6 separate regions of the Mus musculus genome follow, and all the other regions are linked to region 1. Evidence: chromatin loops called from intact Hi-C (ENCODE). Cell type or tissue: left cerebral cortex. All regions are shown on one strand.

Region 1 (5,000 bases):
CCTTTCTAAGGCCGGCCGATTGAGACCCTCTGCACGAGGTGGGACTCGAACCCACGATCCCGTAACAAAACACGAGGTGGGACTCGAACCCACGGTCTCGCAACAAGGCACGAGGTGGGACTCGAACCCACGATCTCGCAACCCCAGATGGTCTCTTGGCCTCCAAAGGGGTCCACCAGGCGTCCCTGGTCCTCCCCTGTTCCTCCTGGGACGTCTCCCAGGGCGAACGGACGGTGGACACCTGGACAAGTCTATCCTTATCCACCCCGCGTTCCCTCTCGGAGCGCGGTCTCACTGAGCGTCCGCAAAACCGAAACTGTGATCGCACCAAACTTAGAAACAGAACACAGACACCAGACCAAGACAGGTCAAAGAATCTTACCTTAAAGTGGGTCTAGGGTCTCTGAGTGGTCGCGCTGATCCCGGACGAGCCCCCAAATGAAAGACCCCCCCCCGAAGGGAGATCCTCACTCAAGCCTCGGGACAGCCGCGGACCCAAGAAGACACTGAGACCGAACTCAAAATGTTGAAGGCAAGATTTAATAACGCAACAGCAAGAAAGCACATAGACCAGAGCTCTGGGGTCGAAACTCATGCACCTAGTATGGTGTAGAGGAGAATCGACGACGAGCCAAATTTTTTCACAGGCTTATATAGGAAAAACTCAAGCGGGGAGAGCGGGGCAGGGAAAGTACAAGTTTGCATAACTAAGGGGTTCTGCCAAGGGACAAGGGGTTCTGCCAAGGGAATTTTACGTAACTAAGGGGTCATGTCCTATTATTTGGCAATGTACCCGGTTCATTTTGAGGTTGTTCCAGGAGGCCCTTATCTCAAAAATGTTCTTGGAACAGTCTTTAGTTGGGAGGGTTCGAACTCTAGGGTGAGGAGTTCAGGAATGCATTCTGGGGTGAAGAGTTCAGGAGTGTTCTGGGAACATTCTCTAGATGGGAGGGGTCGGGCTCTGGGGTGAGGAAGAGTTCAGTAATTTTTTATTCTTCAGTAGGAGTAGCCACAGCCCACTGCTCCTCCGGAGACCATGGTTGTCTGGTTCTCCTCTCTCCAAAGCATGGTGAACCCCTCCTTTCCTTCCTCGAATCCCCTTTCCTCCAGAGACCTGGAGGTCCCACCTGTACCTACCGCCCAGCAATTAGCCCATGACTTTCTTTACTGACAGATCAAGAACCAATTGGGAAACAGGACCTTAACAATCATCACTGCCTATAATGTTATATTAAAAATGAAAACAAAAACAAACCCCTAATTTATTTTTTAAAATCTTATGAGTTTCTTAGTTAGGGTTTCCATTGCTGCAATGACACACCATGACCATAAAGCAACTTGAGGAGGAAAGGGTTTATTCAGCTTACACTTCCACACTGCTGTTCATCAGCAAAGGAAATCAGGTCAGGAACTCAAACAGGGCAGGAACCTGGAGGCAGGAGGTACAGGAGGCTATGGAGGGGTGTTCTAGATAGTTTTGTTCAGTCTGCTTGCTTGCTCTCTCTCTCTTTCTTTCTTTCTTTTTTCTTTTTTTGGTTTTTCAAGACAGGGTTTCTTTGTGTAGCCCAGGCTGGCCTTGAACTCGGAAATCCGCCGGCCTCTGCCTCTCAAGTGCTGGAATCAAAGGCATGCGCAACCACGCCCAGCTCAGCGTGCTTTCTTACAGAACATAGGAATGGCCCCACCTGTAGCAGGAACTTCAGGACTGCCTCTATGTAAATACTGGGAGCTACGCAGACGCAGAAGCATCTCCTGCAGGAGGACCTAATTGAGGACTGCCTGCGAGAACAAGGATTGCTAGTGCAAATAATGCCAGCCAACCAGGAACTGCTGTTTAGAAGAGATGCTTTCTTGGGACCAATGGGGATGCAGGTGGAGGATATTAAAGGAACTTGCCGCACTGCTCAGATGAGCTTGCTGCAGCTTTTCTCACCTGCTCCCAGAGTCTGCGTTGCTGACCCTGTGCTAACTCCCCACTAACCCCCAAGGGCAGGTAGGGTCCTGCAGAGGGCTGTCCAGGGCACAGGCAACATCCACCCACAATGGGCCTGAATGAATAGCAGGAGCTGCATGCCATTTAAACTTCTTCAGTTCACTTGTCTGAAGACCATGGGGCTAAAGGCATTCGCTGCACAGGTCGATGGTGAGACTTAATAAGGTAGCGCTGGTGAGTGCTCACACAGAGCATACATAGAGAAGCAGAGCTGTTCCCTTAGCCCCTGCTCTGGATTGCCAACTCTGCCTTTGTCCCAGGTTAGAACCAGCAGCACCCTGGCATCTTCCAGGCCACTGACTGGTTCTCTGCCGCCACCTAGTGGACACTTCCTAACTCCTCTAAGCCCGGTTTATGATTTTTACAACCTCCTGTCCCTGGGGACTGCAGCAAGTGGAAACACTCCTTTTTCAACGCGAATGGCCCTGAACTCCAGTTTTCACCGTTTATTACTCACACCATCTCGCTAATTGATTTCCCCTTCTGAGCTTCAGTGTTCTCATCTCTAAAATGGGGAGAAAGAAAGAAAAAGAAAAATCACGGAACTGCTGGCTCAGAGCCTAGCAGCTTCCCGGAAGATGGAGGAAGGCTGGTGTGAACTTCCTGTAACCCACAAACTCTTAGAGGAAGAAGCCAGGTAAGCCCGGTTGCTCAGGGTCCGTGCTAAGTATTGGCCTAATCAAAAGTCACTGCCTAGACTGGGAGGTTCTAGGGATATTGGGGCCATGCAAAGTAGGTACCTGAGCGATGCAAGCGATCTAGGAAGTACCTACGGGAAGCCCTCATAGCCTGGAAGACAGAACCAGTTTTTCCTCCCTGACACACTCAAGTGACCATCCATCTCCATCAACAGGAAGGGTGCTGTCGACCTGGCTTCAGCCTAACTCATGCAGGACAGCTTTCTCGGAGGTGAGACACAGCTCTACTCCCCAGACGAGCACAGGGACACATGAAATCCCGTGGCCACGACGAACAGTCACTGTGCAGAAGGACTGGGCTGTTCATCAGCTTCCGTATTTGCAGATTGTAGCCCCAGGTACTTGGCTAGAGAGCAGTGCAGGTATTAGGTGGGGAAGGATCCAAGGGGCCGAGAGAAAATGGACTTGTCTGGAATTAAGGTAAAGTATTCTGTGTGTTTTACATTTAAGGTTTGGAGTTATGCCTTGGCAGACTGTTTGATATTAGGGAAATATTAGAGCAGTTTCTTATAAAAAATTTTGAATTCCGTTTTTGTTTTGTTTTTAAAGATTTATTTATTATTATACATAAGTACACTGCAGCTGACTTCAGACTCTCACTATGGGTGGTTGTGAGCCACCATGGGGTTGCTGGGATTTAACTACAGGACCTTCAGAAGAGCAGTCAGTGCTCTTACCCACCGAGCCATCTCACCAGCCCCTTTTGTTTTGTTTTTAGTAACTGTTTCCCTCAGCCTGTTACCAGATAGAGGTGTGACTGGCAGGAATCCTGAGACCTCATTTTCTACCACCTTATCCAGATACAAATACTCAGGATGCCTGCACCGCTGGAATGCTCGCTCGTGGCGACTACTATGCCAATCCCCCAGGGTAGGTTTTTCTTTAGATGACAACCTTTCAGCCACCTTATTTGAAGTCTCAACATCACTGAGCAAATTATTTATCCTGTTACTTACTCTATTCTGATGTCCCTTCCAACCAATGGAGGGAGCCTAATGAGTCCCTGGACCCCACAGCTTCGACATAGCAATAGGGGAGCCTTGCCTAAACTCCCCAGAGTGGCTACATGAGGTACCAGTGGTCAAGGGGAAAACATCCTCAGTCCCTGGCTGCTGCCTGACCTCATAAAGTGGCCTAAGCCCATCTTTGAAGCTCCCAGCCACCCGTTGAGAGGCTAAAGAAAGTAGGCCTGGTGTCTCTCATCTGCAATCCCAACACAGGCTAGAAGGCAGGAGGATGGATTCCTGTGAGTTTGAGGTCAGCCTGGGATATGCAGTGAGTTTAAGGACCAGCCTTGGCTGCAGAGGAAGGACCTGTCTCAAAACACTAAAGAACAAGGAGCCAGCAAGTAAAGTACATCTTTAGACTGCTAAAGATCTGCGTTTGATTCTCTGCAAGTTGTTGCCTGACCTCCAGATATGGCCGTGGTGTCCCACCCCCATGATAATAATGCATTTTAAAAGAAGTTTACAAAAAGAAAAAACAAAGTAGTAAACAGTAGAAACAAGACCCCACTCCATGTTCTCTCTCGTGTATGGATCTCAATGTGAATGTGGTACAGACTTTAAGGTTGTGTGTTCAATCTGGATACCTGTCGAAACCAGGAACCAGGAAGCTTGGAGGTGGGGGTGGGGTGGGGAAGAGTTGAACAGGCAGTATGAAAGGGACAGAAGAATAATGGGGGTTAGGTTTAAGTAGTGTGGTGGTTTGTATATGCTTGGCCCAGGGAGTATCACTATTAGGAGGTATGGCCTTGGAGGAGGTGTGCCACTGTGGGCTTGGGCTTTAAGACCCTCATCCTTGTTGCCTGGAGGCCAGTCTTCTAGCAGCCTTCAGAACAAGAGATTGAACTCTCAGCTCCTCCAGCCCCATGTCTGCCTGGACACTGCCAGGCTCCCGCCTTGATGATAATGGATTGAACCTCTGATCCTGTAAGCCAGCCCCAATTAAATGTTGTCCTTATAAGAGTCGTCTTGGTCATGATATCTGTTCACGGCAGTAAAACCCTAAGACAAGTAGGGAGGGGAGGGGGGAGTGAAAGAGGTGGGGAAGGATAACTTATAGAATGTTTGAGAACACCATCTGGGATCTACTATTTTAGTGCGTGTGTGTGTGTGTGTGTGTGTGTGTGTGTGTGTGTGAGTGTGTGTGTGTGTGAGTGTGTGTGTGTGTGTGAGTGAGTGTGTGTGTGTGTGTGTGAGTGAGTGTGTGTGTGAGTGAGTGTGAGTGTGTGTGTGTGTGAGTGAGTGTGTGTGTGAGTGTTTGTGTGTGTGTGTGTGTGTGTGTGTGTGAGTGTGAGTGTGACTGTG
Region 2 (5,000 bases), 520 kb before region 1:
CAGGAAGTGGGCAGGGACTAGAGGCCTGAACCTGAAGGCAGAACCTGAAACAGATCATGGGGGGAAACATTGCTTAATGGCTTTCTCCCCATGTCTTGCTAAAAAGGCTTTCTTATACAACCTAGGACCACTTGCTGAGGGCAGTGGGCCACTGGGCCCACCTATATCAATCATTAATTAAGAAAGTGCCCCCACACATTTGCCTACAGAACAATCTTATGAGGGCATTTTCTCCGTTGAGGGTCTCTCTTCCCAGATGACTCTAACTTGTGTCAAGTTGACAGAAAGCTGAGCTGCCCACATGGTGATGGGCCTGAGTGAACAAGCAAAGTGACAGAGGGCAAATCTGAGTGTGGGTGGTTGGGGAAGGCGGGCAAACAGGAGCATCATAGAAAAGACTCAGGCCCTCTCCCTGGCTTCACAGCTACACAACGGCTGCCGAGTCTCCCATAGTCCAGTGTTTGGCTTTCTAGAACATTCCCGGTTCTGGAAACCTTCAGGTTGAAGAAACACTCTGGGCTGTCACTGGCAGTGCAATATTCTGACAATAGCTTTTACATCCTATGAGACCAGAACTTTTGCTGGACCTCACAGCCAAAGTTAATAATTTACCTTGAAGTCACTTAAGACTGCTAGCCTACTGTGTACTCAGCCTGACTGTTTAGCCTGCCTTTAAGAGAACAATGTATCAACAATCTTACTTGCCTTGAGTTTCCCACATAATCAGTTTTTACAACCTAAGTTAAAGTGTAGCTGCTATCTTAAGTCATGTACTCCTGCTTGCTCCTGACCCAGAACAATGCATGTGTATCAACTCCCTGAAAGCAGCAAATATATCAACTGAAAGCAAATTTCCTAAAATCTACCATCCATCTAGGGGCATTGGTGGATAAACAATGATATTTGTTATCTGGGTCAGTTGGGACAGTTGGAGCCAGCGACTTAATCTCTGTAAAACTCTGTTAAAGATTTCTATGAACTACCACATGCCTTCCCTCATGTGATGCCCTCTCTGCTGTTCAATACAGAGCAAAGCCCTTTGTTAAAAGACATATATCAGCCAGGCGGTGGTGGCGCACGCCTTTAATCCCAGCAATCGAGAGGCAGAGGCAGGCGGATTTCTGAGTTCGAGGCCAGCCTGGTCTACAGAGTGAGTTCCAGGACAGCCAGGGTTATACAGAGAAACCCTGTCTCGAAAAACCAAAAAAAAAAAAAAAAAAAAGGCATATATCACAGACAGAGTAGAGAAAGAGAGAACCATAGACACACACACACAGCTCATACAACAGACATCACACACACAGACATAGACACAGGGACACACAGATTCACAAACTCTTCAGGCAGGCCCAGATTCGGACTCCCACAAGCGATGGACAGAAGATGGATGGCAGGGAGCATGAACTAGAAAATACAAATCTGCACTCCTGTGTAAACCACTCCAAGGGGAAGTGGTTTTTTTATTGCTTTCCTTTAACGTGGCACGAAGGCATTACCCACTGGAGTCCATCACTAATGCATTACAATCTGTGCACAGCACCACCCTGCAGACTGGATGCGATTCTCCCTTCCCTTCCCTGATATGACATATGAAAAGCACCCTCTAACAGCATGAGGTGGGACGCTGACCTCCAGGACTCCAATCCCACAGCTTCCGTGCCAACACTTATTCTGCCATGAATGATTAGTGTGAGGATCAAACACTCTGCATGGAAAATGATCAACACCCACCCTGTGCTCATGTGACTTGTCCACTGATTACACTAGCACAGAAATACATGTCTAGTATCCACCACCGTGCAGTAGGTGACTGGCAAAAATGGGATATGGCTTCAACTGAAGAAGTCAAAGGGACATATCTCAAGACAACAGACTATATTGCAATCTAAAGGACTATTGTATTTGGGGGGGGGGTGTCCAGTGCTGGAATGATCCCAGGTCCTTGCACATGTTTGGTGAGTGGTCTACCACTGAACAAATTCCTCAGTCCTCAGATTAATTTTTTATTGGGGGAGGAAGGATAGGAACAGAGTTTTGGATCTTGGGCCTCATGCATGCCAAGCAAGCACTCTATACCCCTGAGCTGCAGCACACAAAAGATTTTGATGAGAGGGATTGGTCTGTGCAGTGCTGTAAGCTCAGGTTCCCATCTCACGTCAATGTCCTGAAATCGTAAATCTGGTATCCAAAATCAAAACGGTACATGTGCGGTTTGTGAAAACGAACACTAGATGGCAGCATTCCGGCAGGATGAGCTGAATCTGCCCAAACTCCCTGCTCAGGTCGTCCCATAAGGCCACACAAACTCGAGACCCTCAGGTCATCTGGAATGCCTCAGCTGGAAACACAGTTAGGGAAAATGACTTGAAATTGCAATTACTACATGACGAGAGAGATGAGGGGAGACGTTTGTGTCCAGCACTCAATGTTCTGAGCACTTCTTTTTCAAAGAGCAAATAAGGGCTTTGCAGTCCCAATAGGACCCACCTAGAAGTGTCCTTATGTAAATGCATACTCACATATATACAGACACATAAGCATATCTTCTACTGAGGCAAAATAAACAAGAGGTAATTGTAGCTTCACTGTAGTGAATGGATCATGGATCCTTAATCTCGTTTCTCTTTATTCTCGTTCATGTTTTCAACAGCAATTTCCTTTTTAAATTTTCTTTTGTATTTATTGATATTGTTGTATATATTCGAGTCCTTTGCCTGAATGTGTGTATGTGATACACAATACCAGCAGTGCCTGCAGTAGCCAGCAGTGGGTGTTGGACCTCTTGGAACTAGAGTTGTAAATGGTTGTTAGCAAGCATGTGGGTGCTGGGAACCAAACCCAGGCCCTGTGCAAGAGCAACAAGTGCTCTAACTGCTGAGCCATCCAGCCCCTCAACAACTATTTCTTAAGTACACCGAGAGCGAGGCATTAAGTGTGAGCCACTCTCTCAAAACCCAAAACCAGCTCGAGACAGAGGGTGGCTGATCTGTGCGTGCTTTAAAAGCTTTTGTTGTAAAACCATCTGCTGAGGCCCTGAGTTTGGTTCATAGAACCACCATGGTGGAAGGAGAGTACCAGCTTCCACATGCACACACACACACACACACACACACACACACACACACACACATATGTGGATCTCTGTGAGTTCCAGACCAGCCTGATCTACATAGTGAGTTCCAAGGCAGCCAGAGCAACATAGTGAGACCCTGTCTCAAAAGAAAAGAGGAGAGGAGGGGAGGGGTTGAGGGGAGGGGAGGAGAGGGGAGAAGAGGGTAGGGGAGGAGACACATATACACATATACATACATACATATATACATACATTCATACATGCATATGTGGGGGGTGGGCAATGTGGTATAAGTTCCTCAACTTAATTCCAGCTGTTTTTGTTTTGTTTTTTTGTTTGTTTGTTTGTTTGTTTGTTTGTTTGAGACAGGGTTTCTCTGTACATCCCTGGCTGTCCTGGAACTCACTTTGTAGACCAGGCTGGCCTCGAACTCAGAAATCCGCCTGCCTCTGCCTCCCGAGAGCTGGGATTAAAGGCGTGTGCCACCACTGCCTGGCTAATTCCAGCTGTTTTGAAAGTGAAGGGCAGGAAAGCAGGAAGATCCTGAGTTCCACACCAACCTGGGAAATGTAGTGAGACCTCCTCTTTTCTCCCCCAAGATTAACCAGATGTATTTTCCAGAAAGCCAATATTATGTGTGCATTAGAGGATAGTAGAGTTGTGATAGGCCAGATGAAAAAGCATCTAGGCACAGTTTAACAAAACACACGAAGTCCTGAGAGTGTGGGGCTAGAAAGCAAGTATCAAGTCTGGTGGAAATACATATAAATAGAGCCTGTCCCATTTTTAGACAGTGTGTTGCTATGTAGCCAGAGCTGACTGTGGCTCTTGTTAACTCATGATTCTCCTGTCTTAGTGCCATACCCTCCCAAATGCTGGGTTACAGTTAGAGACCACCATGCCAGGCTAGCAGTCATTTTTAAATATTTGTGTATTTTGAGATTCTCTTTCCTCCCTCCATCCCCTCCTACATAACCCCTGACACTGGTATTTTTCAAATCTATGGCCCCTTTTTCTTTCTTTGTTGTCCCATATATACATACGTACATAAACATACAAGATACATTTCTAAATATATAAATACAACCTGCTCAGTCCATATAATGCTACTTGTATCTATGGTGTGGGCTGACCGTTAGTATTGGATAACCAGCTGGTGTGTTCTTCCTTGGGGAAGACTATTTCTCCCATTCTAAGCATTGCTCAGCTGCCTGTAGTTCTTTGTCTAAGGTTGAGGTATCATGGGCTTTCCCCCTCCCACATTACCAGGTCTGTTGGCGCCCTCTTTGTTCAGGTCATGTTTAGGTAGCCCTGGTGGCGAAATCTCATCTCTGGCATTTCTAGAAGACACAATCTCCTAGCAAACTCCCTGTTTCTCTGGCTCTTATACTCTTTCCACCTCCTCTTCCACAATGATTCCTGATCCCTAGGGGCAGGAACTATGTTGTAGATGCCTCACTATGGACCGGGCCCCACAATGGCATTTAGGTTGATTAGAGCTCTCTATAATGTTCTCCATCTGTTGCAGAGAGGAGTTTCTTTTCTTTTTCTTTTTTTTTTCTTTTCATTTTGGTTTTGGTTTTTCGAGACAGGGTTTCTCTGTGCAGCCCTAGCTATCCTGGAACTCACTCTGTAGACCTTTCTGGCCTCGAACTCAGAAATCTGCCTGCCTCTGCCTTCCGAGCGCTGTGATTAAAGGCGTGTGCCACCACGCTCGGCTTTTTTGTTGTTGTTTTCTTTGTTGTTGTTGTTTGTTTTGTTTTGTTTTTGTTTTTGTTTTTGTTTTTGTTTTTTTCGAGACAGGGTTTCTCTGTGTAGACCTGGCTGTCCTGGAACTCACTCTGTAGACCAGGCTGGCCTCGAACTCAGAAATCCACCTGCCTCTGCCTCCCAAGTGCTGGGATTAAAGGCCTGTGCCACCACGCCT
Region 3 (5,000 bases), 440 kb before region 1:
ATAACTATAAATTTTGACATGTAAACCTTCCTTAATATTAAGAAACTCATCACTGGTTTCTCTGTTTCCCTGGGATATTTAGATCTTAAATACAAAACATCAAATAGTTTATCCCTGCTGGGCATGGTGACATACATCTATAATCATAGTATTTAGCAGGCAGACGTAGATGGATCTCTGTGAATTTGATGCCAGCATGGCCTTACATGGTTAATTCCAGGCCCGACAAGACTATGTAGTGGGGTTTTTCCCATTTTTGTTTGTTTGTTTAATTTTTGTTTTTTCCACTTATTTGCATAAATCATCAACCCCAAAGACATTGATAGTCTGGCCAAGAAAAGAGCCTAATATTTAATTGCCCTTGCCTTTCCCATTAAGCTCAGTGTGGCTTGCTTCAATTTGTTTCCAAAATTCTCTCTGCAGTTCTTAAACTCACTCCATAGCACACACCAAATACAATCTAGAAGCTTTTGGTTCAGAATTATGATACAATGTTTAAGGCAGCCAGAAACAAGAAGTGTATCTTCCAGGAACACATAAAGTAAAAGACAAGGTGAAATTACTGTCACCGTTTGGCTTCTAAAGTTGAGGAAATTGCTGGGCTGGCTAGTTTTATGTCAACTTGACTCAGGCACAGACATCAACAGAAGAAAGGCCTCCAGGAGATTGGGCTGAAGGCAAGAATAGGGCATTTTCTTAATTAGTGATTTGATGGGGGTTAGGGTAGTGAAGTCAGACTTGAGTTAGTATCACCTCTGGTGGTCCTGGGTTCTATACGAAAGTAGGCTGAGCAAGCCATGGGTGAGAGAGCCCGTAAGCAGCAGCCCCCCATGGTCTCCCGATTCCTGCCTTTTTTGAGGTCTTATCCTGAATTAACAGTGATGTAGAATTGTAAACCCAACAAACTCTCTTCTCCCCAGTTTGTTTTCAGTCATGTTTTCATCACAGTCATAGTAACCCTAACCAAGACAGTTGCTTTTGACAAATGAGAGTTCAAGTGGGCAGGGGAGATGGCTCAGTGAGTGATAGTGCCTGTTGAGCAGGCTTTGAGGAAGTGGTAGCAACCTGGGCTCTGGAGCAAGATGGGAGGTGAGACCGAGTCCTTACAATCTGCTGCTGTTTCTTTGTCTTTGTTTTTAAATCAAGACAAGATCTTACTCTGTAGCTTATGCTGGCCTCAAATTCATAGCAATTCTCCCAACTCAATCTCCCTGGTGCTGAGATTATAAGGCCTGAGCCACCAAACTACCTTCAGCTGTTTAGTTGTTAGAGTCCATAATATGATCTTTCCTTTAGGGACTATTTTTAACTCTCTGATTGGTTAATTAATTAATAATTAATTAATTGAGACAATTAGTCACTATGTAGTACTGGCTGGCCTAGAGACTCAATATGTAGACCAGGTTGGCCTCAATCTCACAAAGATTTATGTACCTCTGCCTTCCAAGTTCTGGGGTTAAAGCTGTGGGGTACCGTGCCTGCCTTATTGTCATTTTGGGGTTTGACTGAGGGTCTCAAGTATTCTAAGTGTGCAGTTTACCACAGCAGTTACCCCTCAACCCTTTTGTACAAAGACAAAATCCAAAGTTGGCCATGGTGTTGCACTCCCAGGATCCCAGCACCGGGAGACAGAGGTAGGGAGATCAGGAGTTTAGAACCAGTCTCAGTCTGGGCAATATGTCCTCAGGGGGAGAGAGAGCTGGGGACAGCTGAAACTCCTGATGACAGCTCCACTCCTGACTTCTGTGTTGCTTTGTGTGTGTGTGCGTGTGCGCGTGCGTGCACGCACATGTGCAAAATATGTGGAAATATTTCTCATAAGAAATAATTGGCTACAGTGAAACCTATCTCCAAATATTCCTCATTTACCACACTTCTCTGGTGTCTGTGAAATTAGACATTATGTTCTTCTTTAGGCACAAGGGAAGATTAAATACACAAACCTAGATAAAACTAAGCCTAATTTGAGGCAGGCACTTGTTTTGTTTTGGTTTTTCGAGACAGGGTTTCTCTGTATAGCCCTGGCTGTCCTGGAACTCACTTTGTAGACCAGGCTGGCCTCGAACTCAGAAATCTGCCTGCCTCTGCCTCCCAAGTGCTGGGATTACAGGCGTGCGCCACCACGCCCAGCTGAGGCAGGCACTTCTAAATTCAGTCTTTTCACCTATGATTCCTGGAAGGAGGGTTCCCATAAACAAACAAACAAACAGACACACACACATTGAGCTTTGCCCATAAATGTTTGCTCTACAAAGGAAACTTTGGCTGTTTATCTCCCCATCTCGGTGTGCAATGTTGTTTTTTATTTAGTTTTTTTTTTTTTTTCTCAATTCATATTGTCTAGCTTTGCTTGTGCACCCAGATGGGGAGGCTGGAGTTGGCCATAGAAAACTGGGGTCACTTCAACTACAGCCTCTTGCCAACTTTTTGGTTCTTGACCAGTTATTCTGGTTCCATCTGATAGCACTGAATTTCTTGGGGATTCTTTGAAGAATAAGTACTAGTTTTAGATGAAATCATCCAGTAGTTTCCCCATATTCTGAGGTGAACAGTGAAATGCACAGCCAAGCGCTCCTTCCTCTGAGTGATGGTGAGGCAGTTCACTCCACTGCTCACCCAGTGGGTCTGCGGCCCACTGTCCCTCGGCATCTCCTTGCAGGCCACCATGCAGCCCTGCACATGTCCCCTCCACAGCAATACTTTTCTGCCGGTCCCCAGCTGGTTTATACAGATAAGCATTTTTTTCATAATCCTTTTCCACCAACAGGTGGCACCAATAACCTTATTTAATGATCTCTCCAAAGTAAGCTTTACAGGGCATCCAAACATTTTTAGTGTTTAGAAAAAGAACAGTTGATATTAAGAGATCTAAGGCAGAAACTAGGCAGCATTTCCCACCTTTCCTGTACTGGTCTCCTGTTGGATTGCTGGCGCTTCTGTCCAAAAAGCACCTTCTTAAACACACACACACACACACACACACACACACACACAAAACGACAACAGCAACAACAATAAAAACCAATTTATTTGTTCATTTGTGTGTGAGAGAGTGTATGTGTGTGGATACATGTGCCATGTGATTTGTGTGAGACAAGTCATGGGAGTCACTCTTTCCTTCCTTCATGTGAGCCCCAGGGATCAAACTCAAGTCGTCATGATTGGCAGCAAGCCCTGCTTTAACCCCTGGCCCCTCCCACCATTCCCAGTGTCTTTCAATGTCCATCCATACCTGCCATAAGGCAAGGTGAGTGGCTGGTATGAGAACAAGTTAGGGGCAAATATAAAATATCTACACCATCTTCCCACCTTACCTCCCTCCAACTCCTTTCACACCCTCTTGCTCTCTCTTCCAATTCATGGCCTGTTTTTTCTTTCATTGTTACACACACACACACACACACACACACACACACACACACACGATCCGATGAGTCCATTGGTGTTACTTGAGTAAGACTTTAAGGCTGCCACTTTGTTGGATAACTAACAAGGGGGTTCATCCCTAGCGAAGGCTACTTACCCGTTCTTTGCCAAGGGGTGGAGCCTCATGAAATTCCCCTCTACCCTGTTAGCATGGCTATTGGTGTCGCCCTTGTTCATCTCATGTTTAGATAGCCATATGGTTGAAGTGTCACGGATGTGGCTTCCCCGTTATTTTTCGGAGACACGGTCTCACAGGAGTTTTGTTTCTGCCTATGTCTTCTTCATTGTTCCCAAATGTTAGGTTAGGAATTGTATTGTAGATGTCTTCACTAGGGCCAGGCACCCCGAGATCATTTATTCTCTGCATTTTGACAAGTTATGGTTGTCTTCAATGGCCTCCATCTGCACAAAGAGGAGTTTCTTTGTTAAGAGATGAAGGCTACGCGTATCTGGGTTGTAAGAATGCAGTTAGGAATTTTGCTTGGGTTTTGGTAACGTGATTTATAATGGGTTCTCCAAGATCCTTGATCTTACTATTCGTGTGTGGTTGGCTAGGTTTCCAGTATCTGGCTTGATTTGCTTCTGTTGGGCAGGCTGAAGTCCAATTAGACAGCTGTTGATTATTGTGGTGGTTTGAATATGCTTGGCCCAGGGAGTGGCACTATTAGGAAGTGTGGCCTGTTGGAAGAAGTCTATCACTGGGGGCAGGCTTTGAGACCCTCCTCCTAGCTGCTTGGGAGATAGTCATTTCCTGGTTACCTTTAGATCAAGATGTAGAACTCTTAGCTCCTCGCAGCACATCTGCCTGCATGCTGCCATGCTTTTTGCCATGATGATAATGGGCTCAACCTCTAAACCTGTAAGCCATCCCAAATTAAATGTTGTCCTTTATAAAAGTTGCCTGGCTCATGGCGTCTCTTCACAGCAGTGGAAACCCTAACTAAGACAGTTATCTTCAGGAATAGGAGTGTCACTACACATTTTTTAAAGTCCCTTACTACAAGGGGGAAGAAAGGCTTGTGTGTGAATTGTCAGGGGTGAAGGATAGAATTCAATTCCCAGCAAATCTCCTAAGCATTTCTTTCCCAGCCACTTCATAAAGCTACAGTTCCTTAGGTCCCTGGTGGGGAATGCACAGAACCCCGAGTCTAGCTTGTTGAGATAAGGCAGGCACATAGCATGAACATTGCAGTAACTTTTAATGTACAGTAGATGCACGGGCTGATCTTGGATCACATGAACACGTAAGGTAAAATACAATAAGGTTCTTAAAATTGGTGTGTGTGTGTGTGTGTGTGTGTGTGTGTGTGTGTGTGTCCGTCCGTGTGCGCGCCCACCCAAGGAAGTCAGAAGAAGGCATCAGGTTCTCATGACTGGTGTTTCAGGCAGTTCTGAGATGCTCAGCACGGGTTCTGGGATCTTAACCATCCTCTGAAAAGAGCTGAAATGCCCTTGACGGCTGAACTCTTCTAGCACCTGCAATAAGAGTTTTGCTGGAGGAAGGTCACTCATTCACCAGTCAGTGTTTATTATATCCTCTTTTTTTTTTTTTTTTTTTTTAAATTTGTGGACAA
Region 4 (5,000 bases), 130 kb before region 1:
ATATATGTATATATATATATATACACATATATATATGTATATATACATATATATATATATACATATGCATATGTATGTGTATATGTATATGTATATAGATAGATAGATATAGATATAGATATATTTTTTGTGTCCAGCACTATGATTGATAAAGCTCCAGTGAATATTTTCTGGTGGAATAAATGTACAACTGAACAATCTCTTTAAAAATTATTCTATTTACATTCCAGTCATTGTCCCCCACTTGGTCCCCCCCTCACAGTTCCTCATCTCATTCTTCCTCCCCCTTACCTCTGAGAGGGTGCTTCTCCCTGGCCCCTGCAAACCTCCCCCTTTTCTGGGGCCCCAAGTCTCTCGAGGATTTAGTGCATATTCTGCCACTGAGTCCAGACCAGGCAAACCTCTGCTACATACATGCCAGGGGCCTTGGACCAGCCCATGTATGCTCCTGGCTGGTGGCTCGATGACTGAACAATCTTAACAGCATTTCAACTATTGTTGCAAGCTGTACTAATTTATATATACTCCCATATAATATAGCCAAGCTTCCCGGTGTTCCACATTTGCACAGGCCTTGGCACTGTCAGTCATTTACGTTCCAAACACTACAGAGGATTGTCACTGGATCTTGCTGTGGTTTTAATAAGCCCTTAGTATGCTAACGGATGCAGCTGTAGGGAAAGCATTTCTCCAGCATTCGTTAACATTTCCTAAAACTGCAGATGCAGAGGCTTTGCAGCCAAACTTTTTCTAGGAGCAGTAAGAAGAGCAGTGAGTCTGGTACAAGATGAAGCACTGTAGGTAAGATTTTAGAATCAAAACAAGAATTGATTTGATCCATAATTATAAAGTTTAGGTATTTATATAAAATCTCTCTGTGCTTATTAATTATGCATGTTTGGGTTACAGTTCTCAGAAATCTAGTACAGTAATTTGGAAGCTGGTCCTAACATCTGTATTTTAAAATAAACACCCTAAATGGCCTTGAAATGGTTCACCAAATGAGAAACACTGTTCAGAGACTAGTTTCATATTACAAATTAATTTATGAGACCACCTATTTGGTCAGTCAACTTGTTAATGTGAAACTAGACTTTCTCCATTTTGTGTGTATATGCAGCAGAATTTCACAAGACTGAAATTCAGATTTCTTGGCAAAGTTTAAGACAGAACACAATAAATGAAGGTCTCTGATGACGTTGCAAAAGCAACAGCGGCTATAGGGGATGTTCTGTGGTGACAAAAGGTGCCACTGCCTTAAGACTAGGTAGAATTTAGACTCATCTGCTGTGAGCCTCAGCCTCTCTGGCTCTTCATTTCTTGGTTTAAAGTAGTGCTTTGTCTGCCTTTATCAGCCTTACAGAATTACCTAGGGCTGAAATGAGTGTGACAATGGCTGGCAGAGAGGAAGATCTGATCTCAGACTGTTACACCTTATAATTATGGTTTTAAATAACTCATCTGCCTACATTAAAAATACATAGCCTTGGGGAATTTGTTCTTAGGGTAATCTTTGCAGCTTCCTATTCATGGGTAATTAGGATTCTAATAACTGAACTGTCATATTACAGTTTAGAAACACATAAGGAAAATCTTGAGTAACAAAAATACAAAAGTAATGTATATAGAAGACCAGGATTCAAGAAGCTTCATTATCATTACTCCAGATCACCTCCCACCTTACTCATTTGTCTTTCCCACTCTGTTAGAATCCACAGGACAAGAGATTGGGATGTACGCCCGAGTTTGAACATCTCGGGTTCTACTTCTTTGGGTGTGGCAACGGGGAGGAAATCATTAACCTTTGATTGAGTTTATTTTGCAAGTAGTTTTATTATGGTTTTACTCACTATACCCAGTTAACAATTTAAATTGTATAATTCGGTAGTTCTTAGTAGAACGGCATGACATTGGGGGAACCATCATCACTATCAACTGCAGAACATTTTTACCAACCCTCAAAAAGAAATCCCCGGACAGCAGTTATACTCCATTCTTCCCTCCTCCCTCACTCCATAGCAGGTGCTAATTAAAGTTCGTCTAGAGGTGCTTATTCGAGGTCTTTTACAAACAATAACGGCATCATACAGTATGTAGACTTGCGGAGCGAATTTCTCCCCATCTCCTTCCAGCCTCTACAGGAGCACATCGGTCGGAGAACAGGACGATACCCCTAAAACGCACTCAGCTCCGTCCACCCTGTAAAACCCAGACCCCCGCCTGCCAGCTTCACCCCGCCGCAGCGGAGAGTGGGAGCAGCGCCCCGCCCATCCCCGGCGTCGCCTCACTGACGTCACCGCTCCCAGCCGCAGACTCCCTCCCTCCTTCCCGGTCGCGGTAGCTTTGACAGGACGCGATGGCGGCGGCCGGGTCTGCAGGGTTGCCGGCGACCGTGTCGGAAAAGCAGGAGTTTTACCAGCTTCTGAAGAACCTGATCAATCCAAGCTGCATGGTGCGGAGGCAAGCCGAGGAGGTCTATGAGAATATCCCAGGTCTGTGTAAGACTACATTTCTCTTAGACGCCGTCCGAAATAGAAGAGCAGGTTATGAGGTGAGACAAATGGCTGCCGCACTGCTACGACGGCTTTTGTCCTCAGGGTTTGAGGAGGTCTATCCAAATCTACCTCCTGAAGTGCAGAGGGATGTCAAGATTGAACTGATACTGGCCGTTAAGTTAGAAACACATGCTAGCATGAGGAAAAAGCTTTGTGATATTTTTGCGGTGCTGGCCAGGAATTTGATAGATGAGAGTGGCACTAACCATTGGCCAGAAGGTCTGAAATTCCTCATTGATTCGATTCACTCTAAAAATGTGGTTCTGTGGGAAGTTGCACTTCACGTTTTCTGGCACTTTCCTGGGATTTTTGGGAACCAGGATCGTCACGATTTGGATATCATCAAGAGGTTGTTGGACCAGTGTATTCAAGATCAGGAGCATCCAGCAATCAGGACATTATCTGCTAGAGCTGCAGCTACGTTCGTCCTTGCTAATGAAAACAATATTGCTCTTTTCAAAGACTTTGCGGATTTGCTTCCTGGGATCTTACAGGCTGTGAATGATTCCTGCTACCAGGATGATGATTCTGTGCTAGAATCCCTTGTTGAGATTGCAGATACTGTACCTAAGTACTTGGGTCCCTATCTAGAAGATACTCTGCAGTTGAGCCTGAAGTTGTGTGGAGACTCTAGGCTTAGTAACCTGCAACGCCAGCTGGCTCTGGAAGTAATAGTCACCTTATCTGAAACTGCAACTCCAATGTTGAAAAAGCATACGAATATTATTGCACAGGCTGTGCCTCATATATTAGCAATGATGGTTGATCTTCAAGATGATGATGACTGGGTAAATGCTGATGAAATGGAAGAAGATGACTTTGACAGCAATGCGGTTGCTGCTGAGAGTGCCCTAGACAGACTGGCTTGTGGACTTGGTGGGAAAGTTGTTTTGCCAATGACCAAGGAGCATATCATGCAGATGCTTCAGAGCCCTGACTGGAAATGTCGACACGCCGGATTAATGGCCTTATCAGCCATTGGAGAAGGTTGCCATCAGCAAATGGAACCAATTCTAGATGAAACAGTTAACTCGGTTTTACTTTTTCTTCAGGATCCTCATCCAAGGGTAAGGGCTGCTGCCTGTACTACACTTGGACAGATGGCTACAGATTTTGCACCTAGTTTCCAAAAGAAATTCCATGAGATAGTGATTACAGCTTTGTTGCGAACCATGGAAAACCAAGGTAATCAACGTGTGCAATCTCACGCAGCTTCTGCTCTTGTTATTTTTATTGAAGACTGCCCCAAGTCATTGCTAATTCTATATTTGGAAAATATGGTAAAAAGTCTCCATTCCATCTTGGTAATTAAACTTCAAGAGCTGATTCGGAATGGAACTAAGTTGGCCTTAGAACAACTTGTGACAACCATTGCTTCCGTTGCAGATGCAATAGAAGAAAGCTTTATTCCATATTATGATATATTTATGCCCTCACTCAAACACGTTGTTGAGCTCGCTGTTCAAAAGGAACTCAAGCTTCTTCGAGGAAAAACTATTGAATGCATTAGCCATGTTGGACTTGCCGTTGGGAAGGAAAAATTTATGCAAGATGCATCAAATGTGATGCAGTTACTGTTGAAAACACAATCAGACTTAAATAACATGGAAGATGATGACCCTCAGACTTCTTACATGGTTTCAGCCTGGGCTAGAATGTGTAAAATCCTTGGCAAAGACTTTGAGCAATATCTCCCACTGGTTATTGAGCCACTTATCAAGACTGCTTCAGCTAAGCCTGATGTCGCTCTCTTAGACACACAGGATGTGGAGAACATGAGTGACGACGATGGCTGGCAGTTTGTAAACCTCGGAGACCAGCAAAGCTTTGGCATCAAAACTTCAGGACTTGAAGCAAAAGCAACTGCTTGCCAGATGTTGGTTTACTATGCGAAGGAGTTAAGAGAAGGATTTGTGGAATACACGGAACAAGTTGTGAAGATGATGGTTCCTCTGCTGAAATTTTATTTTCATGACAATGTTCGAGTGGCAGCTGCGGAAGCCATGCCCTTTCTCTTGGAATGTGCAAGAATTCGTGGCTCAGAGTATCTTTCACAGATGTGGCAGTTTATATGTGATCCCTTAATCAAGGCAATTGGAACTGAACCTGATACAGATGTACTCTCAGAAATAATGAATTCTTTTGCCAAGTCCATTGAGGTCATGGGAGATGGTTGCCTCAACGATGAACACTTGGAAGAACTGGGAGGAATTTTGAAGGCAAAACTTGAAGGGCACTTTAAAAACCAAGAGTTACGGCAAGTAAAAAGGCAAGAAGAAAATTATGACCAACAGGTTGAAATGTCTCTTCAAGATGAGGATGAATGTGATGTTTATATTCTGACCAAAGTATCAGATATTTTGCACTCATTATTTAGTACTTACAAGGAAAAAATTTTGCCATGGTTTGAGCAGCTACTCCCACTAATTGTAAATCTAATTTGTT
Region 5 (5,000 bases), 290 kb before region 1:
TCTAAGTCTTTCCTTCTGAGATGGGAATGAGCAAAGACTGACTCTCTCTTTCGGGAAGGCGTTAGGAGTTAGCAGGAAAGGACAGTAGAATGTTGGTAGGTGTGGATCAACTTCACTTTCGCTCAAAATTGTATTGTGCTAGGTAAGGTAGATCATGCTTCCAATCCATGGTCTCGGAAGGTGGAGGCAGGAAGATCAGATTCAAGGTCATCCTTGGCTACCTAGTGAGTCTAAGGCCAGCCTGGGCAACAACATTCTGAACATGAAAAATACTACTCGAACTTTAGGATCTGTAAAAAACACCTAGGATGCTTGAGGACCCCGCAGCTTGAGGGGCTGTGTTCCGATTTGTTAGTCCTAGCAGTGGGGGAGGTTGAAGAATGCACTTTAAGGGGCATTCCAGGTGCGTCTGATTGAGTTGGCCCTGTGTTTTGGGTAATAATAAAAACACGTCCCTGCCTTTGCCCAGAACGGTGGCAGGCGCTCTGGCTCCTCCTTGCTTAGCTCTGAGATAGGGTGACACAAGGCCCACTCCCATCACTGGATCACTCTCGGCATCTCTTTTGTTCCTCTCGGTTTATAATTTTGCCTGGGATTACAGGCCTGAAACTGTTGCCCACGCTCTCTGGCTCCTCTCAGCTTCACTTCACCAAGCTGCCATAACCATCCCATTCTCTCTCTCTCTCTCTCTTCCTCTCTCTCTCTCTCTCCCTCTCTCTCTCTCTCTCTCTCTCTCCCTCCCTCCCCCCCTCCTTCTCTCTCTTTATCTCTCTCTCCACACCTTTGCTCCAAGGATGAAAAACACTCAGATAACTTTATTATTTTAGAAATTGTCAGCTAGCACAAATTGCTAGGCACAGAATCTCCTGCCTTAAACTTTTCAGCTCGCCTGTACCAGCTTGCCTCTGCTGACTTCCTTGGCTACCTGCAGCGGCCGCTGGTTCTAACTTCCTGGAGTTACTACATGACTGTTTCATTCTTCTCCGTCCAAGGCCTAGCTGTAAAGCCCTTCTCTTTCCCTGTGTCTCTTTTTCCTCCAGGGACCCGGAAGTCCCTCCTGTCCCTTCTGCCAGCAACTGGCTCCTGGCCTCCTTTATTGACCAAATCAAGAACCAATTAGGGAGCCAGACTTCAGTATCAGCACCTCCCCCTACAGCCCTACACACTGTTTTGAGAAACATTGAATTTCCAGATGGGCAATCACCTCTGGACAAGTAAAAGAAAACAGGCAAATATTACCATCTGTTCAACTGCAGCCTTTTTCGTTTTAGAAGAGAAAAGTAAAAGATAGCATCCACCCATCAGCAAACGGTCTGCCAGCCGTCTCTCTGTAAATCTGGCAAATGCAAATTGGCATCACTCACATTTCACACAATCCTGGGATTGTAGAACTGTAGCCTGAGAGCATTTGTTTACTCCCTTATTTCTATAGATCCTATGGAAATGAGCACATTTACATGGGGTCCCAAGAAGCACACATGCACACTCATACATACATTTTACCGAAGCAAAGGTTTCATCAGAACTTGTAATATACCGATTTTGTTGTTATAATCAGATATTTCAAAGTCTAAAAACAACCCATGGCACTAGGATTAGTGTGCTAAGCCTGTTGCTTCAGAAACACTAACGTGATGTAGCTGTTTCACTTCACAAATGTTCACAAGCTAAGAGCAGGAACAGGAAGGACTCATCTCAAAATCATGTGGCTAGGAACAGGGCACCTCAAAGCTAGCACTCAGACATTAGACTTTTAATTCAATGGTATATCCACTATGATCCACTATATAGCAAAGTGTTTTATAGATCCTGGCCAGTTTTGTTTTGTTTTGTCTTGGTTGAATAGAGGGATCTATTTCTATTGACTAGATTGCTTAGTTAAAATATATTGAAGGGCACATGTCTTTTCCCTAAACACTCCACTGGGTGGCAGTGTAAACTCTTCTCATACTGAGTCACTCCAGTTTATCTGAGATAAATCCGTATTTATAATCTGTATCTGCACCCCTGGCCTGTAACTATCCAAACTGGTATTCCAGTTATTCCCACCCTGGAGAAACTATTATGTGGTAGTTGCTTTTAGTGGAGTAGATCTAAATAGATGGCTAAATACAATTATCGTAACTTGGTCATTTTCAAAAGAAGTAATCAGATTTGTAAAATACACAATTTGAAAAATGGGATACGGAATTAATCAGAGAGTTCTCAAAAGATGAAACATGCATAGCAGAGAGACACTTAAAGCAATGTTCAAATCCGTAGTCAGGGAAATGCAAATGCAAAGAACTCTGAGATTCCATCTCCAACCTGTCAGAATGGCTAAGATCAATAACACAAACGACAGCTCATGCTGGAGAGGTGTGAGGAAGGGGGAACACTTGGTGGTGGGAGCACAAACTTGTACAGCCCTGTGGTGATCAGCGTGGCAGGCCCTTGGAAAGCTGGGAATAGATCTACTCGGGCATATACCCAAAGGACTCTACATCCTGCTACAGAGATGCTTGTCCATCCATGTGTTTTTGCTAGTTTAGCCAGAAACAGGAAACAACCTAGATGCCCGTCAACTGATGACATACGGAGGTTGGGATGAGTGATGGATAATGAACATGTGGTCCATTTACAAAACGGAATATTACTCAGCTGTTTAAAAAAAAATTACGAAATTTGCAGGTGGCCAGATGGAGTTGTGGAAAAAGAATCATCCTGAGTGAGGTGAACTGAGACCTAAAGAGACACATGCTGCAGGTTTTCTCTTATATGTGGATGTAGGCTTGGCAGCCTTTGATATGCATGCTAGGGTGTACAGTAGCACAGAAGTTAGATATTTACTAAGGAACTGGTGGGGGTGGGGGAGAAGAGGATCTTTCAAGGAAGGAAAAAGTTGTGAAAAGACAGGATAGGAGCTGGAGTGTGAGGATTAAATGGGGAAGGGGAGGGGAAAAGGAGGTTTGGTGGTTTGGATGAGAATGACCGCCATAGACTCTTAGGTTTGAATGCTTGGTCTACAGTTAGTGGAACTGTGTGGGAAGGATTGGGAGGTGTGGCCTTGTTGGAGGAGGTGTGGCCTTGTTGGAGGAGGTGTGTGACTGGGTAGTGGGCTTTGAGATTTCAAAAACCCATGCCAGGCCCAGTCTCTATCTCTCATCCTGCTGCCTGCAGATCAGCCATGCCTGTCTGTTTCTTGCCATGATGATCTTGGACTAGCCCTCAAAAACTGTAAGCAAGCCTCCAGGTAAATGCTTTTTTAAAAATAAGAGTTGCTTTGGTTATGGTGTCTCTTCACAGCAACAGTAACTAAAGATGTGGGGCATAAAGGAGGGAATATGGGGAGCGACAAGCAAGACTGAGGGTTATCTGGGGGCCAGATGGTAGCCTACAACAGTAGAAACTTCCTAAAATATAAACATATATGAGAGAAATCTAAAGGGAGTCAACAAACAGTGGCCGAGACAGTGCTCCACTAAACATCTTGAATGTGTTACATCTAGATGAGTCATGTGACAAAGGGCACCAGGGAAACCCCAGACACCTCAGATGATTGCCAAGGCTATCAGCCACTCTCTGCAAACTGATGGTGATGCCCTTGCTGCAGACAACACTTCCAGACCTCACTGAACACAGAGAACAGAGACGTCGTGCTGGTGCCTAAGAAGAGGCTTTGCCCTACTGGTTCACAGTACTGTAAGGTACTCTGTCCACAGTTAGAGGAGAGAGGTAGCCATCAACCCAGCTTTAAACCCTGAGATTACAGTGGTGGCCTGCCTGCAAAATATGACACTGATGGCACAGTGGGAGTAACCAACTACTTTCTGATTGGGTTTGAGACCCACTCCACCTGGTGGAGCCCATGCATGACACTGCATAAAGGGCCAAGAGCTTGAGACTGGGTAGGCTATGGTCCTAGGAGAGAACCAAATACTATTGTTTCTGCTAAAGGAACATAGCAACAAGACGACTGCTAATGCTATTCTGTTATACCCATAGACCAATGTCTCACTCAGCCATTACCAGAGAACCTTCTTGTGGTAGGTGGGAACTAACACAGAGACTCACAGCTGGCTAATGCAGACAGTGAGAGATTATGGAGCATTCAGTCCAAAATGGGATGTTGTCATCAAAGCCTCACCTGAGGCTCAGAGAACCCTGCAGATGAGAAGGTGGAAAGATTTTAAGAGTCAGAGAGGATGGATGGCATAGAAACAGTATCCTCCAGGCACTACAGGACTGATGTATAGTATGTGGTCTCTCAGAGACTGGTAGCGCACACAGGGTCTGCATAGGTCCAAGCCCATGGTCCCAGCACTGACAGTGGGGAAGTGGGAAGTGGACTCCTATATCCTAACAGAGAAGCTACCTGCAATTGATGCCTACTTCCAAAGGAAAAATTAATTTTCTCCAATGGAATCTCACTGGGTCTGTTAACCGCATTTCAGAATAAGCCCTACACCCAGCCCTAGATGGTCAACACAAAACAAACTCAAAGCTATTTTTGTAGACTTTTTATCTCATGTTGGTTTATTTGGGCATTCTTTCGCTTATTGGTCTTTTACTTATAGATTTTGGTTTTCATTTTGTGAGAAGTATGTGAATTTCTTATTATTTTTGTTTGTTGTTTTTTAAAGACATGAAGACACAGGGTTGGGTGGATAGGATCTGGGGGGAGGGGGAGAGTCTGGCCAGAATATATTGGCTGAAATTTTTTTTTCAGTTAAAAATCTTATTTAAAGAATATAAAGAGAAATATTTTGGCTGGAGAGATGGCTCAGTAGTTAAGAGCGCTGCCTATTCTTCCAGAGGTCCTGAGTTCAATTCCCAACAACCACATGGTGGCTCACAGCCATCTATAATAGGATCTGATGCCCTCTTCTGGTGTTCCTGAAGACAGCGACAGTTTCCTTGTATACATAAAATAAATAAATCTTAAAATAAATTCTGTTTTGCATGATATTTTTCTTAGTTGTACCACTAGGTAGTGATCTCTCTCTCTCTCTCTCTCTCTC
Region 6 (5,000 bases), 140 kb before region 1:
ACAATAAATCGTTTTAGAACCCATGGACTGCAGTCCACAGGTTAGCACAGCCACGTGGGTGGGCGTCGGTGTAGCTTGGCCCCAGGGACACATGTCCTGAGGACTTCGTGCTGTTATGGAGTTCTGTTCTGCTTGCTGCCCTCACATCCCTCTTAATTTAAGAACTGTATGAAAACTTTAAGGGGGCTTCAAGTCCCTCACTAGGCAGTATCTCTGACACTCACAGTGTTAACGCTTGATCTCCTTCAGGCATTGCTGCTGGAGCAGATTAGTGATTCAATCACCACCCTAGAGAAGAACTTAGAGATGCAGATTGTCAGCAGTGACCACCACCCTTTAAAAAAAAATTAGGAAAAATCAAGTTGCTAGTGAAGCTAGGTTGTAATGTTTTTACTGCTGGCTCTGATGTAAAAAAAAAAAATCTTAGGGAACAATCTGAAATTCAGAAAGACACACTCTTAATAGATAAGCTAGGGACCTTTTACGGTCAGGGAACAAGAACAATGGCAGCACTGGCTGACTCACTTGACTCCCAGTGAGGCTGGACTGGTGATGGGTGATTGCTTTCTTATACCCATTTTTTGCCCTCAGCTTTCTAGTATGATTTATGAAGAACTGCTGATGAGCAGATATGCATTCTGAGGATTTAAGGTAGATGTGACTGATTTTTATATAAAAATTTAGAGTTGTGATTCTTCTAGGGTTCTAAAAGATTGCTTTTAAAGATAAATAATAAAATAATTACTCCTTTCTTTGTAACCGAAAGTTGCTGCCTGCCAGTAAGAGAAGCTGGCTGAGAAAACTACCTTGCTTGCTTACACTTTGTTAATCTATAACAAGTGGCTTAGTTAGGAATGTACATGAGTTTTGGAGACTAATTTGTTTTCTTTACCTGCACTACGTAATGTTATTTCTTGTAAAGGTATTGGGGAAACACATCGTTTTTTAATAACCATTCACTACTAGAAAAAACCTAAAATGTGATCACATTGTAATTTTATACTGCTTGAAAGATTTTTTTTTTCTGGGATATATAAGCTATGGAAGAAAGAATAAAGTATGGGGGCTGGGACATTGTTCCATCTACCCATCATATGTGTGTGTGTTTGTATATATGTATGTATGTATGTATGTATGTATGTATGTATGTATGTATGAATGAATATATGTAAACCTTGTCTGGGTGTGTGTTGGAGCTTGCTCCATCCACCAATTTTGTGTGTGTGTGTGTGTGTGTGTGTGTGTGTGTGTGTGTGTGTGAAATGCTTGGACTCTGCTTGCTGGAGCTTTGCTCAAACCATTCTATGTGTGAATGTGTATATGTCTGTCTATAGTTCTATATGTATGTATGCATGTGTGTGTATGAAGTTATTGGATTCTGCCTTTTGCTTTATCCAGTGTGTGTGTGTGTGTGTGTGTGTGTGTGTGTGTGTGTGTGTGTGTGTAAACTCTCTCTTTCCTTCTCTTTCTCCCTGGTCCCAAGGAGTTAAAAGAGTTCACGGTTTTTCCAGGGGCCACAGGAAATGCCAGCCCCAGTAAATTAAACTCTGTTTCCTCAGAGGAAAGTCAGCTGAGTAACTTCTCTAATCACTGGCTGCCACTGGCCAGTAGGTATGTAGGTATCTGGATCCACCCTTGTCAGTGGCTCTAAGCACTGTCCTCCAAATGGCTGCCTGCCTCAGTTTACCCACCACATAGATGCCAAAACTGGTCATTGGCAATCCCTCTCTGATTACTGACCATGACATGTGCCAAATAATTCTCCAGCACACTGGATTTCTGGAGTCCCTCTCAGATTAGTTTTAAATGGATATAGAGAGGATCACAAAGAAAACAGATTGTATGGGAATTCTGTTGCATCTAGGTGTCCGTGGCTCCAGTCAAGCTATAGCAGACTTGGAAGATGCAATTGTGGTTCCTATCTATAGCAACTCTTCTCGCTTAGTCTTGTGATTAAAAATCATTATTCCGGATGAACAACAATATGAACTAAGCAGTACCCCCCAGAGCTCATGTCTCTAGTTGCAAATGTAGCAGAGGATGGCCTAGTCAGCCATCAATGGGAGGAGAGGCCTTGGTCTTGCAAAGATTCTATGCCCCAGTATAGGGGAATGCCAGGGCCAGGAAGTGGGAGTGGGTGGGTTGGGGACCGGGGGAGGGGAGGGGATAGAGGATTTTCGGAGAGGAAACTAGAAAAGGGGATAGCATTTGAAATGTAAATGAAGAAAGCATCTATTAAAAAATGTTTTTTTTTTAAAAGAATCATTATTCCAAAAGTCTTCGGGAATTCAATTGTCCTTTTGTCCTCAACGGTGCAAATATTTTTATGTTGTGTGTGTGTGTGTGTGTGTGTGTGTGTGTGTGTGTGTGTGTAAAAGGCTATTGAAGACATAAAGGAAGTCTCTATACAATAAAAATTATCTATTTGGGCCCAGCAAGACAGCTCTAAAGAAGTTCAGCTACTGAGGTGTCTTATTAAAGCACCTAGGAGGAGCCTTAATCCCACTAGAGGGCACTGTGATACTGATCAAATAGGGGCAAGACAGCCAACCCTCTCTGACTCAAGAAGCCTTGAGTCCCTTCTACATAAATAACCCTCAAGGTAAAGGTCTGAAGGTGACCTCAGGCAAAGAAGAGAAAGCTAGAGGAAAAAACAAAGTTGTACATTTTTCCTAAATTCTTATTTCCTCTCATCTAGATACTAGAATGACCTAGTGAAGTTTTATTATTCCTCATCTAAAATAAAGAGGCATTTACTTTACAGATCTTCTGGAGTTCTTTAAGGACCACCAGTAATTTAAAATACTCATCAGCCTGAGGCCTTAATTACAATGAGCAGTGTCGCACTACTGAACCATAGTGACCATGTGACATGCTTTTGAAATAAATCTCATACTAAGCCTGAGATATGTGGGGATTAGATATTATAGTTCATTATTCCAACATAACATAACCTATTTAAGAACCTGTGTAAATTAATTGAGAGCCAAGAGGGTGATGTGGCAAAGGCATCTGGTCTGAGTTGGCTTTTTGTTTGTTCAGTTTGGTTTTTGTTGTTGTTGTTGTTGTTGATGATGATGATGATGGTGATGGTGATGGTGATGATGGTGATGATGTTTCTGGAATCCAGGACTTTTCAGTGTGAGGAGTTATGATGTAATGGAGCAATGGTCCACAACGATCCGGTGCAGAATAAAGGATGGAGCTGCCTGTCAAATGCAAAGCAACTCTTTGGATAAGCAGGGAAAGGTTCCAGATCAGCTTTGGTGATGGTGTGTTGGGGGTGGGGTGTTAGAGTCAGACACCAACATACAAGGGTAGGCACACCCTAAGTTTATTTGGATGAGTTTCTTTGGTTTTGTTTTAAGATAAGTTCTCACTAAGCAACTCTGGCTGACCTGGAACTTGCTGTATAGACCAGTCTGGCCTTAAACTCACTGAGATTCCCTCCTCTATCTGTCTCTCAAATACTAGGATTAAAGGCATGAAGCTCTACACTCAGCCCCACAATTTTTTTAACCTTATATTTTAGACATGAGTACATATGTATATGTATGTGACTGTTTATGTGTATTAGTGTATTATTAGAAGAAATCTCGTTCTCCTAAATATGCTTATAGCCGGGCGTGGTGGTGCACTCCTTTAATCCCAGCATTTGGGAGGCAGAGGCAGGTGGATTTCTGAGTTCGAGGCCAGCCTGGTCTACAGAGTGAGTTCCAGGACAGCCAGGGCTACACAGAAAAATCCTATCTCGAAAAAAAAAAAGTGCTTATATTGAACATTGCATTGCTATTGTAAAAATAAACTGTAGACCACAAAGGCTATATCAGAAAGATTACATTCACATTTAACCAAATTAAGCTAATTTTTCTCCAAAAAAGTATTACTTGTTAAAACCAGAATGAAAATAAAAATGTAAAGCTCTCTGAGCCTCCTATTCCTTAGCCATCATTAAGCCTGGCTTCCTGTACCAAACACCTGAGCCCTTACTTCATTTCCTCTAAGCCTTGGCTATGACTCCAGCCATGGCTATGGATATCAAAGGTCCCTTTGAGGTTCCACTGCCTGTGCCCTGATAGTAGCTCACCTCAGGCTTATGTCTATAATTCCAGACACCTCTGGTTCGACTACGTTTGTTGTGTTGTTTTGTTTTGTATTAAAGTCTCATCCCATGGGACTTATCAAGAAAAAAAAAGTAAGCAGAGAACTCCCTCTGGGCTTTGGTCACAGGAGCCACCCCTGACACCCTCATTACTCAAACTCAAGTGACATCTTGGAAGTTGGAAGCTGTCATACCACCTTGTTGTGCACATGCTGGGATTTTCCAGGGCTAGGAGCTATGCAATTAGCAAGCAGCCTCACCTTTAGACCACGAACATGAGAGGATCCAGTTCCTTCATCTCCACAAACCTGATAGAAATATCTGCTCTCTCTATCTTAATTCTTTCCCTGAAAGGCTACCCAACATCCTCCCTGTTCCTTCTTCCCCACCCACCTCAACACAATCTCCTTGATGAACTGAAGCTTCTATAGCGCAGAGAGAACTCCCGTCAGCCAACTGCTCCTTTCCTTACAAATAGACCCCAAGGGGAAAAATGCACAAATGACCTTGGGAATGGAGAATAGAAAAAGTGGAGGAAACAGTCCCACATTAATTAATGTTGTACGATTTTTCTATATTCATATTTGTTGTAGATGGGCCTGGTGCTGTTCTTGTGAACCAATCTTCTAATGAATAAAGGAGCCAATCACTGGGCAAGTAGGTGGGACTTCCAGATTGGACAGAGGAAGAGAGGAAGCAGGAAAGAGTTAGGTCTCTTTTGGACGGGGATAGCATGAGGACAAGATGTAATTACTAGTGTCTCCTGGTTTCAACAGTGGATCAATCAGGATTCACCACGGGGGAATTCAGATTTAATAAGGCTTACAAGATTAGGATTTTAGTTGTTGCACCCAGAGATTTAGCTATCATTGTTTCTGAACTAAGTTTGTGTAGCATT

Evidence for each region. A loop is a pair of places that touch in the nucleus more often than their neighbours do. Peaks named below come from ENCODE experiments on the same cell type or tissue, not always from the same donor. Only the 100,000 strongest peaks of a DNase experiment are listed, where the experiment ranks them.
Region 2: it touches region 1 in a loop (4-fold over the local background); 9 of 42 quality-filtered maps call a loop at or near these places.
Region 3: a loop joins it to region 1, with 2.9 times the contacts of the local background. A loop is called at or near these places in 8 of 42 quality-filtered maps.
Region 4: it touches region 1 in a loop (3-fold over the local background); 23 of 42 quality-filtered maps call a loop at or near these places.
Region 5: it touches region 1 in a loop (4-fold over the local background); 15 of 42 quality-filtered maps call a loop at or near these places.
Region 6: a loop joins it to region 1, with 9 times the contacts of the local background. A loop is called at or near these places in 23 of 42 quality-filtered maps.

Annotation. Positions count from the first base shown.
Region 1 is chr19:29,681,615-29,686,614 of GRCm38, reverse strand. It overlaps Gm36126 (a long non-coding RNA gene), which reads left to right and starts at 2,377. Exons shown (of 3, transcript XR_386644.2): 1 at 2,377-2,630; 2 at 2,847-2,902; 3 at 3,410-4,438. In left cerebral cortex, a CTCF peak has its summit at 2,312 (motif pointing left); a DNase peak (open chromatin) is centred at 2,312; H3K4me3 peaks cover 301 bases.
Region 2 is chr19:30,202,830-30,207,829 of GRCm38, reverse strand. No RefSeq gene overlaps it. Among named protein-coding and RNA genes, the nearest start is that of Mbl2, 28 kb to the left of the region's middle. In left cerebral cortex, a CTCF peak has its summit at 2,222 (motif pointing right); DNase peaks (open chromatin) are centred at 2,239 and 3,861.
Region 3 is chr19:30,126,077-30,131,076 of GRCm38, reverse strand. The region is part of intron 15 of Gldc (glycine decarboxylase); the gene reads left to right. Among named protein-coding and RNA genes, the nearest start is that of Gldc, 47 kb to the left of the region's middle. In left cerebral cortex, a CTCF peak has its summit at 2,755 (motif pointing right); a DNase peak (open chromatin) is centred at 2,755.
Region 4 is chr19:29,810,307-29,815,306 of GRCm38, reverse strand. Ranbp6 (RAN binding protein 6) reads left to right here and starts at 2,333. Exons shown (of 1, transcript NM_177721.4): 1 at 2,333-5,000. The coding sequence starts at 2,357. In left cerebral cortex, no CTCF peak of the experiment used is centred here; a DNase peak (open chromatin) is centred at 2,299; H3K4me3 peaks cover 1,782 bases; H3K27ac peaks cover 870 bases.
Region 5 is chr19:29,975,987-29,980,986 of GRCm38, reverse strand. No RefSeq gene overlaps it. Among named protein-coding and RNA genes, the nearest start is that of Gm26046, 7.6 kb to the left of the region's middle. In left cerebral cortex, a CTCF peak has its summit at 1,932 (motif pointing right); DNase peaks (open chromatin) are centred at 1,300 and 1,936.
Region 6 is chr19:29,818,681-29,823,680 of GRCm38, reverse strand. No RefSeq gene overlaps it. Among named protein-coding and RNA genes, the nearest start is that of Ranbp6, 8.2 kb to the right of the region's middle. In left cerebral cortex, a CTCF peak has its summit at 2,502 (motif pointing right); a DNase peak (open chromatin) is centred at 2,511.